Linked DNA regions of Homo sapiens: region 2 is linked to region 1. A link is an interaction called in ENCODE POLR2A ChIA-PET data of the cell type or tissue named here. Cell type or tissue: GM12878. All regions are shown on one strand. Each heading gives the region's core, and the rest is flanking DNA. Links, peaks and the distances in the headings are about the cores only.

Evidence for each region. ChIA-PET counts read pairs that join two places held together with the same protein. Peaks named below come from ENCODE experiments on the same cell type or tissue, not always from the same donor. Only the 100,000 strongest peaks of a DNase experiment are listed, where the experiment ranks them.
Region 2: POLR2A ChIA-PET joins it to region 1 with 6 read pairs; 2 of 35 experiments call an interaction of 5 or more read pairs at or near these places.

What each region holds. Positions count from the first base shown.
Region 1 is chr9:107,880,497-107,888,666 of GRCh38, forward strand. No RefSeq gene overlaps it. Among named protein-coding and RNA genes, the nearest start is that of KLF4, 390 kb to the left of the region's middle. RefSeq lists an enhancer at 3,378-3,517. In GM12878, for the core only: no CTCF peak of the experiment used is centred there; a DNase peak (open chromatin) is centred at 3,381; H3K27ac peaks cover 266 bases.
Region 2 is chr9:108,097,005-108,105,174 of GRCh38, forward strand. The region is part of intron 4 of LOC105376214 (a long non-coding RNA gene); the gene reads right to left. It also overlaps the pseudogene CHCHD4P2. Among named protein-coding and RNA genes, the nearest start is that of KLF4, 610 kb to the left of the region's middle. In GM12878, for the core only: no CTCF peak of the experiment used is centred there; no DNase peak of the experiment used is centred there.

The DNA of each region.
Region 1 (8,170 bases), core at 1,106-6,105:
GAATTTGGGAAATGCATTCCTTTGAAAAGAGAAGAAAATTGTCACCAGTAGTCCCACTTCTGTCTCTTGTTCACTTTCATCTTTCCTATTTGTTGCAGATATGACAAGCAATTACCCTTGAAATGTTACAGAACTAGATGGTTCACCTCTAATTGCTATTTCTCTAGGGAGAAAAAAAATAGGCCATCCCTTCTGTTTATTTAAAATTTAGTTTATTCATAAACCTGATATATATTTATTAGGCCCCTTCCTAGTTTGAGGCCCCATGTGTAACTTGAGAACAGAGATGACCAAGACACATGCCCTACTTTGCAGGAGATCACTGTCTCATAACCACGTCATCTTGTTTTTTGTTTGTTTTTTGGTGTGTGTTTTGTTTTGTTTTGTTTTTTTGAGATAGAGTCTCACTCTATTGCCCAGGCTGGAGTGCAGTGGCGTGATCTTGGCTCACTGCAGCCTGTCTGTCCTGGGTTCAAGCAGTCCTCCTGCCTCAGTCTCCTGAGTAGCTGAGTTTACGGGCATGAGCCACTATGCCTGGCTAAATTTTTTTTTTTTTCTTTTTTTTTTTTTATTTTTAGTAGAGACGGGGTTTCACCGTGATGGCCAGGCTGGTCTTGAGCTCCTGACCTCAGGTGACTTGCCTGCCTCAGCTTCCCAAAGTGCTGGGATTATAGGCATGAGCCACCGCACCTGGCCATCAGGTCATCTTAACCTGATTTAATCATGATTTCATTCGTTATTGCTGTTAAAATATTCTATTGTATGAATATACTGCAATTTATTTGTTCTTTAATTGATAGACAGCTGGTTGCTTCTGGTTTGGAGCTCTTATGAACAAAGGTGCTGTGAACATTCTAGAACATGGACTTGTAAAAATTCTGTTTAGAGTAGCTTTAAAAATAATCGCTGGTTTTGTTTTATTTTACTTTTTTGAGTTAAATTTGAATTTTCACATATGAATACACTCACATTCCTACCACCAGATCAAGGTATCGAACACTCCCAATACCCTCAAAGGCTCTCTTATGCCCCCTCCCAGTCAACACTCCACTCCCCATAACCCCTGTTTGGACTTCAATCACTGCAGAGTAAGTCTCCTGTTCTTAAACTTCCTGTAAATATGATTATATACAAATGGCTTCTTTTGCCCAAAAAAAAAAAAAAAAAAGATACAGCTATGCAGCTGAAATAGGCAATTGCTGGCAGGGCCTTTTTTTTTTTTTTTTTTTAACTTCCACTCCTCTGGTGAGCAGACAGTTATCGAATCCATCTCTGTGAATGCTTGTTATGGAGTGAATGACTTGGAAGCCAACAAAGGTTGAAGGGAAGGCCAGCTGGACCACCTCCCAGGGCACCAATCCATGGGCCAAATTTCCTGGGCATGAATTGGAAATATGGAGGTCATTTATTTAGAAATCTGGGTGCAACACTTTACTTAATTGGCAAAATGTAAATTGGTCCTTTTCTCACCCAAGACAAAACGTCTTTGAGTGGAAGTTTAAAAAAAAAAAAAAAAAGGCCCTGCTAGCAATTGCCTATTTCAGCTGCATAGCTGCATATATTTTTTTGACATGCTCAGGCAAAAGCAGTCAGCTGAGACTCTGGAATCAAAGAGTTTGTTGATGTAGTGTTCTTTATCTTAGTGATTCATTTCATTATCTCAATTTAAGCCCTTTAGTAATTCTCTCAAAAAGTTACTTTGCTTCAGAAAATCACAAAAGACAACTGGAGGTAGTTTCAGAACCACAGAAAAATAGGAAATGTCTTTCTTTTTTTAGAGACTGGGTCTTGCTTTCTCACCCAGGCTAGAGAGCAGTGGGACAATCATAGTTCACTGCAGCCTCCAACTTCTGGGCTCAAGCAGTCCTCTCACTGAGGCCTTGCAATGTGCTGGGACTACAAGTGAGGGCCACCTTTCCTGGTCCTCCCCTCTTTTTTTTCTTTTCTTTTCTTTTTTTAAATGAACATAGAATCTCTTTTGGTCTTGGGAGTGAATTATCAGGAGACTCTTTTATTGAATATAATTTGTATTAAAAGAAAATAATTGTTTTTTTCATCCCCCTTAAAAAAAAGTTGAACATTGGCTGGGTGTATGGTGGGTCACACCTGTAATCCCAGCAGTTTAGGAAACCGAGGCAGGAGGGTTGCTTGAGCTCAGGAGTTCAAGACCAGCCTAGGCAACATTGCAAGACCTCGATTCTACTAAAAATAATAATAATAAAAAACTTAGCTGGGTGTGGTGGCGTGTACCTGTGGTCCCATCTACTTGGGAGGCTGAGGTGGAAGGATTGTTTGGGAGATTGAGGCTGCAATGAGCTCTGATTGTGCCACTGCACTCCACCTTGGGTGACAGAATGAGAACGTGTCTTTAAAAAAAATGTTGAAAGGGCATTTGAAGAAAATTGTTTGATGGTGTCACAAATTGTAATCTTACCAGTCCTTACCCCCTACCCCAAGAAGATTAATGTAATCCTAACGGATTTTTCAATGAGGTGAGAACACATGGAAGAGAAAGTGGGCTTGCTCATTTCTGGTTAGAGGGGCAGCTGTGATTGGCAGAAGGGCCGAAGAAGATCAAGTTTGGGAAGGCAGGCTGCAGAGCGGTGCTTTTTTACCTTGCCTGCACTTTGGAATTGTATGAGCAGTCCCTAAGGCTGCTGATGGCTTGTAGACTGGGTATGGGTTGTGTTCAAGCTCCCCAGTTGATTACAGAAACAGCCAGGTGGAAGGTTGCTGCTTAGGAAATGGCCCAGCAGCTAGGAGAGGTATTTTTCCTGAAGAGGATTCCAGGGCCCTGGTTCTCAAAGTCTGTTCCCCAGACCAACAGCATCAACATCACTTGGGAACTCGTTAGAGAAGCATATTCCTGGGTTCCACCCCAGACCTGCTGAATCAGAAATCTAGGGATAGAGAGGCCCAGCAATCTGCATTTAATAGGCTCTCCAGGTGCTCCTCACACACTAAAGTTTGATAATGACTGATGTAAGGAAAGGTGGCCTTTATGAGAAGCTGGGGAGGGGAAAGCAATGTAATGGTGATGCAAGGGAGTGAGGCACGCTCCCATCAGGTTGCAGAGACAGCAACCTGGAAGGACTTTCCCTAAGGAACAGACAACAAACACAAGGGGAGTACTCGAGGGGAATGAAAGCAAGATCTAGAAAGGTCAGACTTCACACAGAATGATGCCAACTGGTCCTCTTCCTCACCTAGGAACCTGCCATTGCCTCTTGGCTACACTTAGGGCACTTAGAGCAGTTTTCTCAGCTAAGTGGCTGATGGTGAATGTGACACACTTTGTGCAGGGGGCTCTGGGCTGCTGTGGTGGTCTGAGAAACAAGGCCAGGGTTTCCCCTTGCAGTAGAAAGAGGGGATTCATGTCCCTATTCTGCAGTTGTTCCGCCCCAGTGCAGCAAGGATGACCTCTTTGCTTTCTGTCTTGCTTTCACTTCTGCCTTCCCCTCTGACTCACACACAGCACGGTGGCTCTGAGGACAGTTGTCCTTTTCCTTGGAAGAGTCAGAGATTTAGAATTAATGACTTTATGGAGGGCATAGTGAAGGTGAACTCTGCACCAGGGAATTTGTTTGGCTTACTTGATATAGTACCATTTAACAAATATTTCTAGTGTGCCTACTCTGCATCAGAACTTGGGCCAGTCGCACCAGGAAAACAGAGAGAGGACACACAGGCCTGGCCTTTAGGAAGCTTATGAAGATATTTGCTGGTGGAGGAGAAAAATCATAGATCAATGTCTTCTGCCTGAAAGGTGCTATCATTAGAGCAATCTTTTAGGTTTATACACAGATCAGGACATGTTTGATAGCAAAAGTGTGAGCTACTAACAGTTATGCTAAGAAAACAGGCATCAAGTGAGATTCTCCGGGAAGACTCAACTGGAAGCATGGCCATCATCGCCATGCTGTGCAGAGCCTGCAGTGTTGGCCAGTAGTGGTTTAGCCCACAACCTAGGGCTAAACCCCACTTTGTGTGTTGCCCCTCCGAAGCTCCCTCGTATGTACCACACTTCACCCCATACCAGCTTTTAGAATTAGCAGCTATCGTAGAGGGAGGCAGCATGTCCCACCCCATACGGAGTACCATGCCACTCCTGTGAGGACCCAGCTGTGGTTCTGACCCTCAGGTGTAATGCCCAGGCTTCTTTCTTGGCCACCGTCCCAGCTCTCCTTCATATTCTGAGTGTGCAACACTGGGCATGTTACAAAATTTCTTGGATCCTCATCTCTTTCATCCATTAAATGGTACTCCAATTTTATAGAAATTTGTTGGATCTGGAGGGTCCATTTACGCTGGTTTTCGGTAGACATCTTTTCTCCTCTTAAGGTCAAAGTTAAATGCCTGCATTATTATTATACTGTGTCTTTTGTGAAGATGTCCACTGAATTTGGACGTCAATTTCCCCCACTTAATGCCTACACACGATGTGTGAGCATCACTAAAACTGACCTAAAATTATTTTTCTGGTTCCAACAAACATTTCTTGAGTGCTACGTTCCAGGCAGTGAACTAGGTGCTCTAGCACTTTCAAGCTCTTTTATCTTTTTAAATTTTAATTAATTCATAAATTAATTTATGTATTTTTGAGACAGATCTCACTCTGTCACCCAGGCAGGAGTGCAGTGCCTCCATCTCAGGTCACTGCAACCTCCGCCTCCCGGGTTCAAGTGATTCTTGTGCCTCAGCCTCCTGAGTAGGTGGGATTACAGGCAAGTGCCACCACGCCTGGCTAATTTTTATGTTTTTAGTAAAGACGAGGTTTCTTCATGTTAGCCAGGCTGGTCCTGAACTCCTGGCCTCAAGTGATCTGCCCACCTCAGCCTCCCAAAGTGCTGGGATTACAGGCATGAACCACTGCACCCAGGCCTTCTTTTATCCATTAAAAAAAAATGTATTGCATCTATTTAACATTTTTTATCTTAAGCCTCACAATGACCTTATGATGTAAATGATAATTAAGCTCATTTTACAGATGAGGTAAAACAACTTCCCCAAGATACACACTGCAGACAGCAAGTCTGGGTCTTCTGACTCCCCATCAGGCACCTGATCCAAGACTTCACAGCTACAAAATCAAGAGACAAGGGCTGGGTGCAGTGGCTCACGCCTATAATCCCAGGACTTTGGGAGGCTGAGGCGGGCAGATCACGAGGTCAGGAGATCGAGACCATCCTGGCTAACACGGTGAAACCCTGTCTCTACTAAAAATACAAAAAAATTAGCCAGGCGTGGTGGCGGGTGCCTGTAGTCCCAGCTACTCAGGAGGCCGAGGCAGGAGAATGGCGTGAACCCAGGAGGTGGAGCTTGCAGTGAGCCAAGATCCGGCCACTGCTCTCCAGCCTGGGTGACAGAGCAAGGCTCCGTCTCAAAAAAAAAGAAAATCAAGAGACAAGAATAGAAAGATCATAATTTTGAAAGGACTTACTTAAGTACATTACAAAATTCTTTATCACGCTGACATGCTAGGGAGAATCACTTGTCTTAATAAAAGCACCATGCCATGGCCAAAAAACTATATAAAATAGCAAAGTCTCATAATCTCTTAATATTGGTATCACCTGGCAGCTTGTTAGAACTGGAGAACCTCAGGCCCTATTTTGCACCTACTGAATCAGAATCTGCATTTTAACAAAACCCCTAGATCTTTAAAAATGTCAAAGTCTGAAAGGCACTCTGGTTTTCATAGGCACAGGAGAGACCCTTCTAAGGGATCTTAGAAAGTTAGAGGTAGGACAAGGGAACTGATTTAATTAGCAGTGTTAGATAGACTAATCAATCCTGGCCGAATGAAATAAACATCTGGGAAGTTTTTTGTTTGTTTGTTTGTTTGTTTTTTAATGCCTTTCAAGCCCCACCCCATACCAATTCCATTAGATTCTCTGGGACTGGGCCCGGGTTGGTATTTTAAAAATTCCCCAGGTGATTCCTACGTGCAGCCGTGGGTAGGGAGTATTGACCGACTGGGTTCTAGGCATTTTTCACTTGATCTCATTTAATACTAAAAAAAAAAATCAACTTATTTTGCTCATTTTGCATATAAGACAACTGAGGTTGCAAGCAGACCAGCAGTGAGTAAATTGTAGAGCTGGAATTCTAGCCCAGATCTCTCTGGCCCCAAGTCCTGAGTCCTGACCGACTCAGGGAAATAAGCTGCCTCTGGCTGGCTACTTACCCAGGGTTCTTCCGAACCCTTCCAAACTCTCCCACATCTCCACTTAGCTGCATGTTTCATTCTTCAAGGCCAATTTTCTCAGCAAAGCAGTTTCCCATCACCTGAATCCAAACTGATGTCTTTCTGCCGCACTCCTGCCATGCTCAGTCATGGACAGCTGGTGACCTCTTAGTGGCTCAGAGTTGAAGTGTATGAAAATGTCCCACCCAGCCCAGGGGGCCAGCAGGTCCTTTCTGTGCTCAGAGCAGACAAGCACCACAGACAAGCACCCTGCCAATCAATTGCTGATTATCTCATCTCATGCAATCCACTCCTGACTTTGCTCATTTCCAAACATCAGAAACCTTTCCTGGAGGCAACTTCCCATCCCCTCACCAGCAAGGGCCTGTTGCATGACTGTTGCTCCACAGATCCAGTTTTTGAAAAGAGTTTGACCACCAGACAAATAATATTTAGTGAATGATGGTTGATTTTACTTTAAAAATCAATCACATCACTCAGAGTTCCTTTCACCTGAGAGCTAACTAGAGCTTCAGGCTGATTTGATGCACTTTATACCTCTTGGCCTGGACTTCTGGCATGTTTTTCATTTCCGAACATCCTTCCTCCCTATTGCCCTGTCTTCTCCTAGCCACTTCACACTTTAGCTCCAATCAATGCCAGTTGCTCTGGGAATTGATCCCAAATTCCTAGGCTATGTTGATGCAACTCCTTTGTGTCTCTATTAGTCTGTTCTCACACTGCTAATAAAGACATAACTAAGACTAGGTAATTTATAAAGGAATGAGGTTTAATAGACTCAGTTCCACATGGCTGGGGAGGCCTCACAATCATGGCGGAAGACAAGGGAGGAAAAAAGACACATCTTACATGGTGGCAGACAAGAGAGTGTGTGCAGGGGAACTGCCCTTTATAAAACCATCAGATCTCATGAGACTTATTCACTATCACGATAACAGCACTGGAAAGACCTGCCCCCATTATTCAATTATCTCCCATGGGTCCCTCCCACTACATGTGGGAATTATGGGAGCTACAATTCAAGATGAGATTTGGGTGGGGATACAGCCAAACCATATCAGTATCCCACAGCAGCAAAGTCCCTCTGTTCATTAATGATCATTTTTTTTTGTATCTTAATTATCTTTTAGTAAATGAAGTAATACTTGTTTAGCACCTAATACTTGCCTGGCCCATTATAAGGGTTCAATAAACTTTAACTACAATTATTTTTTATCTATATCGTCTGCCCTTCCTCACCTCCAGCAAGCATTCTTTGAGTGCTAACTATCTTCCAGACACTGAAATAGGAGCGTACCGAGGCTCTTTTATCTTAAGCACTACTATAATCTTGTATGTCCTGCTAGGCCTATTTTACAGGTGAGGCCAAACAAATTCTTCAAGCTACATAGCTCAGAAACAGCAAGACCGTTTCTGCCCTGAGATAAGGAGCAAGCAACTTGAGGCAAAGACTTAGCTCACAATCACAGAGAGCAAGCCTGGACTCATGAAATAATTTGGGGATTCAGGCCCAGGATTAGGGTTAGGCTATAAGGCCATTATGCAAATACAGAGTTAGATCTTGTCTTTGTTTAAAATTTTGATATTTTCTTCATCTGATTTTTTGCTTTAATTTTTTTATTTACATTTTTAAAAATTTATTTTTATTTTTTATTTTTTGAAATGGAGTCTCACTCTGTTGCCAGGCTAGAGTGCAGTGGCACGATCTCGCCTCACTGCAACCTCTGCCTCCTGGGTTCAAGTGATTCTCCTGCCTCAGCCTCCCAAGTAGTTGGGACTACAGGCGCGCACCACCATGCCCAGCTAATTTTTGTATGTTTAATAGAGACAGAGTTTCACCATGTTGGCCAGGATGGCCTTGACCTCTTGACTTCGTGATCTGCCCACCCGGCCTCCCAAAGTGCTGGGATTACAGGCGTGAGCCACTGCGCCTGGCAATTTGTATTTTTAAAAGCACTGCAT
Region 2 (8,170 bases), core at 1,148-6,147, 220 kb after region 1:
GCATTACTTCTCAAAGGGGTATACAATCTACTAAATGGGATATAATGAAGGAGAATAAATCTTCTCACACACAAGAAACATTGCTGGATAATGATTTTTAGTTGCTGAAAATCAGCGCATTATTTAAAAGTGGCAAAAATTCAAGGCAATCTGAGGAAGAATTCAAAAGTGGTGGCTACATTTGCTGGCAGGTTTAGGTAGGACATGCACACTTAAAACTCCCATTTTTTTTTTTTTTTTTTTTTTTTTAGTGTATATGTCAAGAGGCCAAAACCTCTGATCATCAAAATAAGCAATTTTGTATATTACAGTGCACAGGACAACAGAGGGAAAGAGGCTCTCTTGGAGAGTGACTAAAAGGTCTTTTGCAAAAGATTTGTATTACTTTGAAGTGGAAGGACTGGAGCCCAGGGCCATGTGGCCTTCATTAACTTGACCCTTCCTTTTCTTTGGTTGCAGTAGCCTCATTGGGAGCTGTTTCTTCTACATGTTCTGCTGGCTTCTCCTCTACCTCTTCCTCCCCTTCTTGGGGATAGAGATCTGGATATTCCTGCCTGCCTTCCTGCATGGCTCGGAACTGGTCTACACAGTCTGACCCCTTGACCTGCTCATGTTATGGTGGAAGCAGGAAAAGGCTGCCTTGAACTGTTCCCTGTAGGAGCCATTGGCCATTCCCCCAAGGAAGAGGCAGTGCCAAAGTCTCCCATTTGGCAGCATCAATCCATGCTTCTCCTAGGGAGGGATCGTTGGGGTCATCAGCCACCAGCTCTGCAATGCTTGGAGTTTTGTAGTCTTCTTTGGTCACAAATATGATGTGATCCTTCTGTTCCTGTCAGCAGTAGGACATGGCTGCAGCCCAGCCCTTAGACCTCATAGAAGGAACAGTGGCTGTTGCAGCTTCACGCGATGACCTCCCTCTCCTCAGGCAGGGCAGGTGCCTCTGAGGCCTGTGCAGACCGGAGATAAATTACTTAATCTTCCTGGATCTCAATTTTTTTTGTCTGTGGAATGGATTAAATCATAGCCATTCCCTGGCAGAGTTATTGAGAGGACTGCATGAGGTAATGAAGGTGAAGCCCCCGGCCAAGAGTGAGTGTCCACACACCTTCACCCTCATTCCCTTTTGACTTGGCTCCTTCATGAGGCACTTTCTGTTATCAGTTAATGCAGAACCAATAAAGGACATGAGGACTCTTGACCATCAGTAAACTGATGCTCAAGGATCCCTTTCTTGCATCTCATTGACTCTTCCACAAATGAACCTTTTCCCTCTTGAACATCAGCTGATCATCTTCTGAAAGGCCCTGCCTCAATTCTGAAACTCTACTCTGTCTTAAAAGTAGCAGTGATGGGAGACATCCTTCATCTCTATGTGATCTTCAAGAGAATGTATCTAAAGTTTCTCCAATGAGTATGATGTTTGCAATAGATTTTTGATATGAAACCTTTATCCTTGGTTGCTGAAATTCATGTTTGTTTTTGTTTTCTCTTGTGATCAGAAGTAGACACTGAACATATCACATGATTTTCTTCACGTATCAGGTAATCATATGCAGTTTTCTTTTATATATTGATACAGATAAATTATTTTTATAGATTATCTGATGTTAAAACATACATTCATTCCCCCCAAAAACCTTACTTAAGTATAAGATATATTCTTAATTGGCTAGTGAACTTGTATTATTCAGATCAGGTAATCACCTATTGATTTTTGGATATTTCATCTGTTGTGTTTTTTAAAGAGAGGTGTTTAAAAATCTCTAATTATAATTGCTGCTATATGTGTTGCTTCTCACAGTTTTATAAATTATATATATGTATTTGGAGGCTACATTTTAGAGGCCTATGTGCTCATGATGGGTCTTTCATCTTGCTCTGTTGGTTTAGAATATTTTTCTTTAAGATATTGTTTCCCTACAGTTTTCAAGACTGTTATTCCAGATTTCACTTGCTTCATATTGGCATGATATTTCTTTTCTCATCCTTAGATTTTGAAATTTTCTTGCATCCTTTTGATTTGTGTGTCTGTCGACCACACAATTTGTGTTTTTAAAAATCTCAATGGAGACTCTGTCTTTTAATTGGTGAGCTTAACCATTTACATCTATTTTAATTACCGTAATATTACATTCTTGTGTGCTTTCTATTATGAAAGCTTTTGACAATAAAATACAATTAAACTCTTAAATACAAAGTTTGATTTATTCAATGCAAAACATCTGTTGTTTCTTTTTTCTCTTTCCCTTTTCCAGTTTACGTTGTTAATATCAATGTTTAAATATGCTAATAGTATTTTAAATGTATTACTATTTATGTCTTTCATAAAAATACAGGTTGTGCAGCATGTTCTCATGTTACTTTTATCTTTAATCCTACCCTCAGCCCCACCTCTGCTGTGACTTGTCTAAAATTATAATTCTGTTTTTCTTATGTTTTCTTTAGTGCTTGTCTTTAAAAAAAAAAAAAAGACAACAACTTTATTAAGTAACCTGATCACTCCTTTCTATACCTCTTCAAGTTCCCTCCTGTATTTATTTTTGTTTTTATCTGCTCATTTCATTTCTACCAGGAGTGTTTTCAAAGTGGAGTTTTGGGTAGTAAAACTTCTAAGTTTGCTTCATAGGGATGCACTTTTATTTGTGATTCCTACTCTACCTTGAAAAACCATTCAATGGGGCCGGGTGCGGTGGCTCATGCCTGTAGTCTCAGCACTTCGGGAGGCCAAGGTGGCCAGATCACGAGGTCAGGAGATCGAGACCATCCTGGCTAACATGGTGAAACCCCGTCTCTGCTAAAAATACAAAACATTAGCCAGGTATTGTGGCAGGCACCTGTAGTACCAGCTACTCGGGAGGCTGAGGCAGGAGAATGACATGAACCCAGGAGGTGGAGCTTGCAGTGAGCCAAGATCACACCACTGCACTCCAGCCTGGGTGACAGAGCAAGATTCCGTAAAAAAAAAAAAAAACTATTCAATGGGATAATCTTCTGCCCCAGTCAGCTCTCATTGTTCACTTCCTCGTAGGTCAGAGTGCAACAGGCCCTTTGAAATCATAATCTCAATGCTGATACTTGAATGTGTCCACTCCCAGAAATGAATCACAATGCCAAATTTGGGTTAGTGTCAAGCCTTCCCCCACTCTTATTTTGAGCTGTTTGGCTTTGAAGCCAGCAATGGCATGAAGGGCATGGCTGGATTCTTCATTTCTCCATCTGTCCTCCACCTGGGGCACTCTGGCCTTCAATCCCCTTACTGGTTTCTGTTTTGATTTCCCTCAAGTTCTCAGGTTGTGGAGGAAGACAGAGGAGGGATAAATTCAGGTAAGTATTTTTGGAATGAATTTTATTCTAAGCTGATTCTGAGCTCTCTGGATCAGGCAAGATCCAGATGCCTACAAGCTCACTCTTTTTTTACTGGGCATTTTTGTGGGTTCTTTGAAGGGTCCCTCCTAGGCCCTTCTATCCTTCAGTTCCTGGACAGGAGTGGATGTACCACTATTCTAGCTGGTCTCTTTCAATTCTTTCCTCAGTCTTAGGATTGCAGAGATATCCATCTCCCCAACTACCACCACCACTTCCTTCCCTACCTCAAGATGACACTACTGAAGATGTGGAAAGATACACCTCCCCGCTCCCCCATAACCCATACCCACACACACACAAACGCACACACAGGCTTTTCTCCTGCACATGGCCCACTACTGGGCCACAAAAAGTACCCACAAATCCCTTGTTCCAACAACCGGAGAAAGCAGACTGATAACAGCAAACATTCTCTCCTGGCTCTGCCCCAAGCTCTTAATCTCTCACTCCCTAGAATTCCCAGGCATGTGGGAAAATGCGGGACACCAATTTCTACATCAACCCACTGCAGGGAACAAAACTCAAAGCTCCGCAATGGTCCTACTGAAGTCCCCCTCACTCGTCTGGAGTTGAAAAGAACTCAATGGAATAGTTCCCTCCAAAGAACTCCCTTCACAAAATCTGCCCTTTCCTCATTTAGTAAAGAAGTGCTGGAGGGCATTCAATAGACAAACAACAGCTTGAGTTTTTGGTGTCAACTTGCCTAGTTTCAAATACTTGTGTTATGGTCTTGGCTGAGTTATCTTCTCTATGCCTCAGTTTCATTATCTGTAAAATGTGGATAACATCAGGACTTAGCTACAAAATTGCTGTAAGGATTAAACAGGATAACGCATTGGAGAACACTTACAGACAAACAGAAAGTGCCAGCTGTTATTCTTAAAACAAACTGCAAATCTCTGTATAAATAGTAGATTTATCATTATAACATAATGACCCAATAGGTTCCTCATGATTTTGGAATCAGAATTTATAAATTTTCCTGACTCCATGAGCTTAAGTATGCATAAGCTTGAATCAGCTTGAAGGAAACCCCTAGATAATTTTTATCATTATTTCCATATAATCTGCTGACAAATTACAAATGGTTTTCAAAATTGCAAACTGCAGTGATAACATTTTTACAGAAAATAAATAGAGCTGCTACTTCCTCACTGTCTGGTGTGATCATCCATTTATCTCCCTGGCTGCTGGGAACATTGATGACAGGGGCTTGAGATATCCTTTCTTCCTTCTGAGACTGACAAATACAAATTTATCAAAATTCAGTTGAAATGTCATCTTTGGTTTGGTGAAAGCTGACTTAACCAACTCCTCCAAACACAATTGTTTTCTTCCCTTCTCTACATTCTGATATGATTTTGTACAGTTCCCCCTTCTTATCTAACTCTAGCGTGTCTGGTTTCTGACTGTCTATGGCCCCTTGGATTGAACTTCTGTCCTTACTCTTAAATATGACCTTGACTCTAGGTACTGTTCCTCACACACCCATTTCATCCACACTTGATGGTAGTGTGACCATAAATATGCTGGTTCATCTCCCTTTCCCCCCATGATAATTTGATTTTGGCTCTCAGACCCTTCATTTATATCTGATACCCCAGGGTCTCCTAATCTGGAAGTTTAGAAATGAAAGATAAGTGTAATTACAAGCTAAGAGAGCATAGGGAAAGCAATTCCTACATCTGGGAGTGGAGAGGGTTGGGAAGAAGGGAAGGGAAGGGGTCTAAAATATGTTTCTGGAAGGCATTGTTTTCCAGGTGGAGGTGTCCAAGTGTAAACTTACGTAAGCTAGACAAAACAGCCTTGGCAAGGCAGAGAGACATGGAGAAGGTTGCTGTGACAGCCACATGAGGAGAGTTGATGTGTGGAAGTATGGAATGGGAGCCCCAGGGAGAATGATGGAAGGTAACACTAGGCAGAGGGCATGAAGGTCAACGAATGCTCGTAATGAGTTGGTTTTGTTATTTAGGCTTTGTGGAGACATCCAAGATTGTTAAATGGGGAGGGGGTGGTGAAAAGATAGAATCTCTATTTCAAAAAATATCACTCTGACTACCCTGAGGTTGGCTTGGAGGGAGTATGCAATAGCATCAGCCTGGAAGAGCCAATCCTTCCATCTGTCACAGCACAGTGGATGTCTATCATCCCATTAACAGCCATTCATTATTTTATGGCTGAGGAGTGTCTCCAAGAAGTCAGATACAATAAGGAGAATTATTTGCATGGTGTGTGTATGTTGGGGAGTAGGGGACTCACAAGGGTGCAGAGAAGGGGACTCAGAAGGGTGCAGAGAAGAACGCACAGGATGTTTAATCCTGATAAATACAGGAGAATGCAGTCTGTGGGCTTCACTCTGGAAGAAAAGATGCTTATGAGGATATTGCTGAGAAGCAAAATTATATGTATACACCATAGGCAGAGCAGAGACAGGAGAGAAGGAATCCAGAGAGATCAGAAGATCTTATCCTGGACTTTGTGCTACGAGAAGGAGGAACTGTGCTTGGTTGGTCTATTTGCTTGTTCTGATTTTGGCATTTCTCTGGGCCCTGTTCCTGCTGCTTTGCAGAGAGGAAGGTAGTCACTGGCAGATACACCTCTCCTTCTGACTGGAATCCTCTGTTCTTGGTTGAAGGCCACAGTTGAAATCTAGCCTCTTCTGCCCTGTGCTGGATAAGATGGCAAGGGGGTAAGAGCTTGCTTAGCAGCTTGAATGGAGAACTGAATGCTGACTTTCTAACATTTTTTACTTGTTCTTGTGGCCCAGGGCCTTTAAGAGACTGGTATGGAGGGGGACTCTGGATATGGAGTTCAATTGACTAATACTCTGTTTTGTTTCCAAGTTCAGAAATATGCACAACCATGTCCTGATCTTAAGAATTGTAAATTCATTCTCTGGTCTCCAGAGCAAAGGAGTTACCAGAAAGCATTCCATCACTATGAAATCCTAATTGTGGCCCCAGGTCATTAGATTTCATAAATCAGTGTGCCTGAGTAATGGCTTAAGAGACTTTATTTTCAGGACAACTGATGCGATTATGAGAAAAGCTCCTAATGACTGATATATCATGGCAGTATCTTAATTACCAGAGAATTCATAGGAAGCACCTGATAGCTCTACAGATGATTTGATTAGAAACCACATTTTAAAATCTCTTCTCAATGAGTCAGTGACAGCATCCTTTGGGAGCCAAGTCTTAGTGTATAAGGTCTCATGCACAAAAAAATCTCAATGTTGAAGATAAACAAAACTCTGTTAAAACCACAGCTTTCAATATCTAGTCTTAAGAAAATGGTCACATTTTCTGGACTAAAAGCTTCCAGGCTAAGGAGAAGCTGAAATTAAAATGCTATTTTAGCTGCATTTTTTTGTTATTCATCCATCACTGTAGCTAGAGGTCATGGAAATCCCATGGCACGGTATATGAGGTCCCATACCACATGACACCAACCTATTCATTCACGTATATATTTAGCAACAAATAGCTACTGGGCCCCTGGAACAGCTACGTGCCAGGTGCTTTACTGGATGTTAAAGCAGTAACAATGGTGAGCAAAAACAAATATAGTATCTTGCCTTCTTAAGCTCACAACTTTTTTAGAGCAGCTATACCTCATCAGTAAATTACCCAAATAAATATAAAAGAGCAGATATTGGTGCAGTGAAATAGATAACTTGTGAAATTGACATATATTGATCAGAGAAACCTGGCTTTCTGAAAAAAATAATTATTGGGCTGAGACCCAGAAGAAGAGTGGGGAATAGTTGTTTAGTGAGGGATGGTTAGGGCAAGGGTTGGGTAGCAGGAAGTGAAGGTGGGGACTGCATTTGGGGCACAGGGAAAAAGGCACAAAGGGCCTGGGGCAGAATGGAACTGGAAAACTGTCGTGTGGTTGGAGAGCCATGGGAGTATATGTTAATATATAAAAAAGTAACTTATTATTAACGACCGTGGGTGCTATGCAGGCAGATAAATAATTCAGACAATAAATGTTAAAAGAGAAAAAGAGCTGGAATAGTTTCAAAGAGTATCAAGTGGGCTGGAATCTGGCTTGAAAGGAATCCATAAGGGGGTGTGGAATGGGAGGTGGGTGGCATTTAACTGAGGCTCGAGGTTTTAGAAAGGGCCCTGGGGAGAGGTGGGGTGTGAATTGAGAACCGAAAGACTGGGAACTAGTCATGAAAATTGGTCAGAGGAGAGTGAAATAAAACGGTGCCGCTCAGGATGGCTGGGGTGAGGTACATGGTGAGGGCCGGTACAGAAGAAGAGGCTGGGGAAGTAGGTGCAGGCCAGGTAATGAGAGGCCTTGAAGGTCAGCAAAGGACTTGCAGCCTGGAGAGAGCCAAAGAATGAGAGAATGGTAGGCATTAGGAAGTGTTGAACCAATGGGGAGCTGGAGTGGATTAAACACAGTCAATCCCATTTATACCAGTCACAGCAGATTGGCATAAAACCTATACCAATAAAGGCTATTGAATAAAACCTATCTGCACATCTCTAGCTTCTCCCCTTGAACTGGAAAGTGGTGTTTGTGAGAATGAATGGACAAAGCATATTTTACCTGGAAAGGGGAAGGAGAGGCGTGAGTGTGTGTGCATGTACGTGTGCTTGGGTGTAGAGTACAGGGTGTAGAGCCTGAGAAATGTTTTCAAGTATGTGACAACCTCTGGATCTGGGATGAATATGCCCTTTGAAATCCCTTCAATGGCTACTAGAATGGAAACTAAACTCCCCCAAGAGTTCAAGTCTTTTATTCCCAGCTTTCTAGATGCCTTTCTCACACGCACATGTTCTCACTTGTC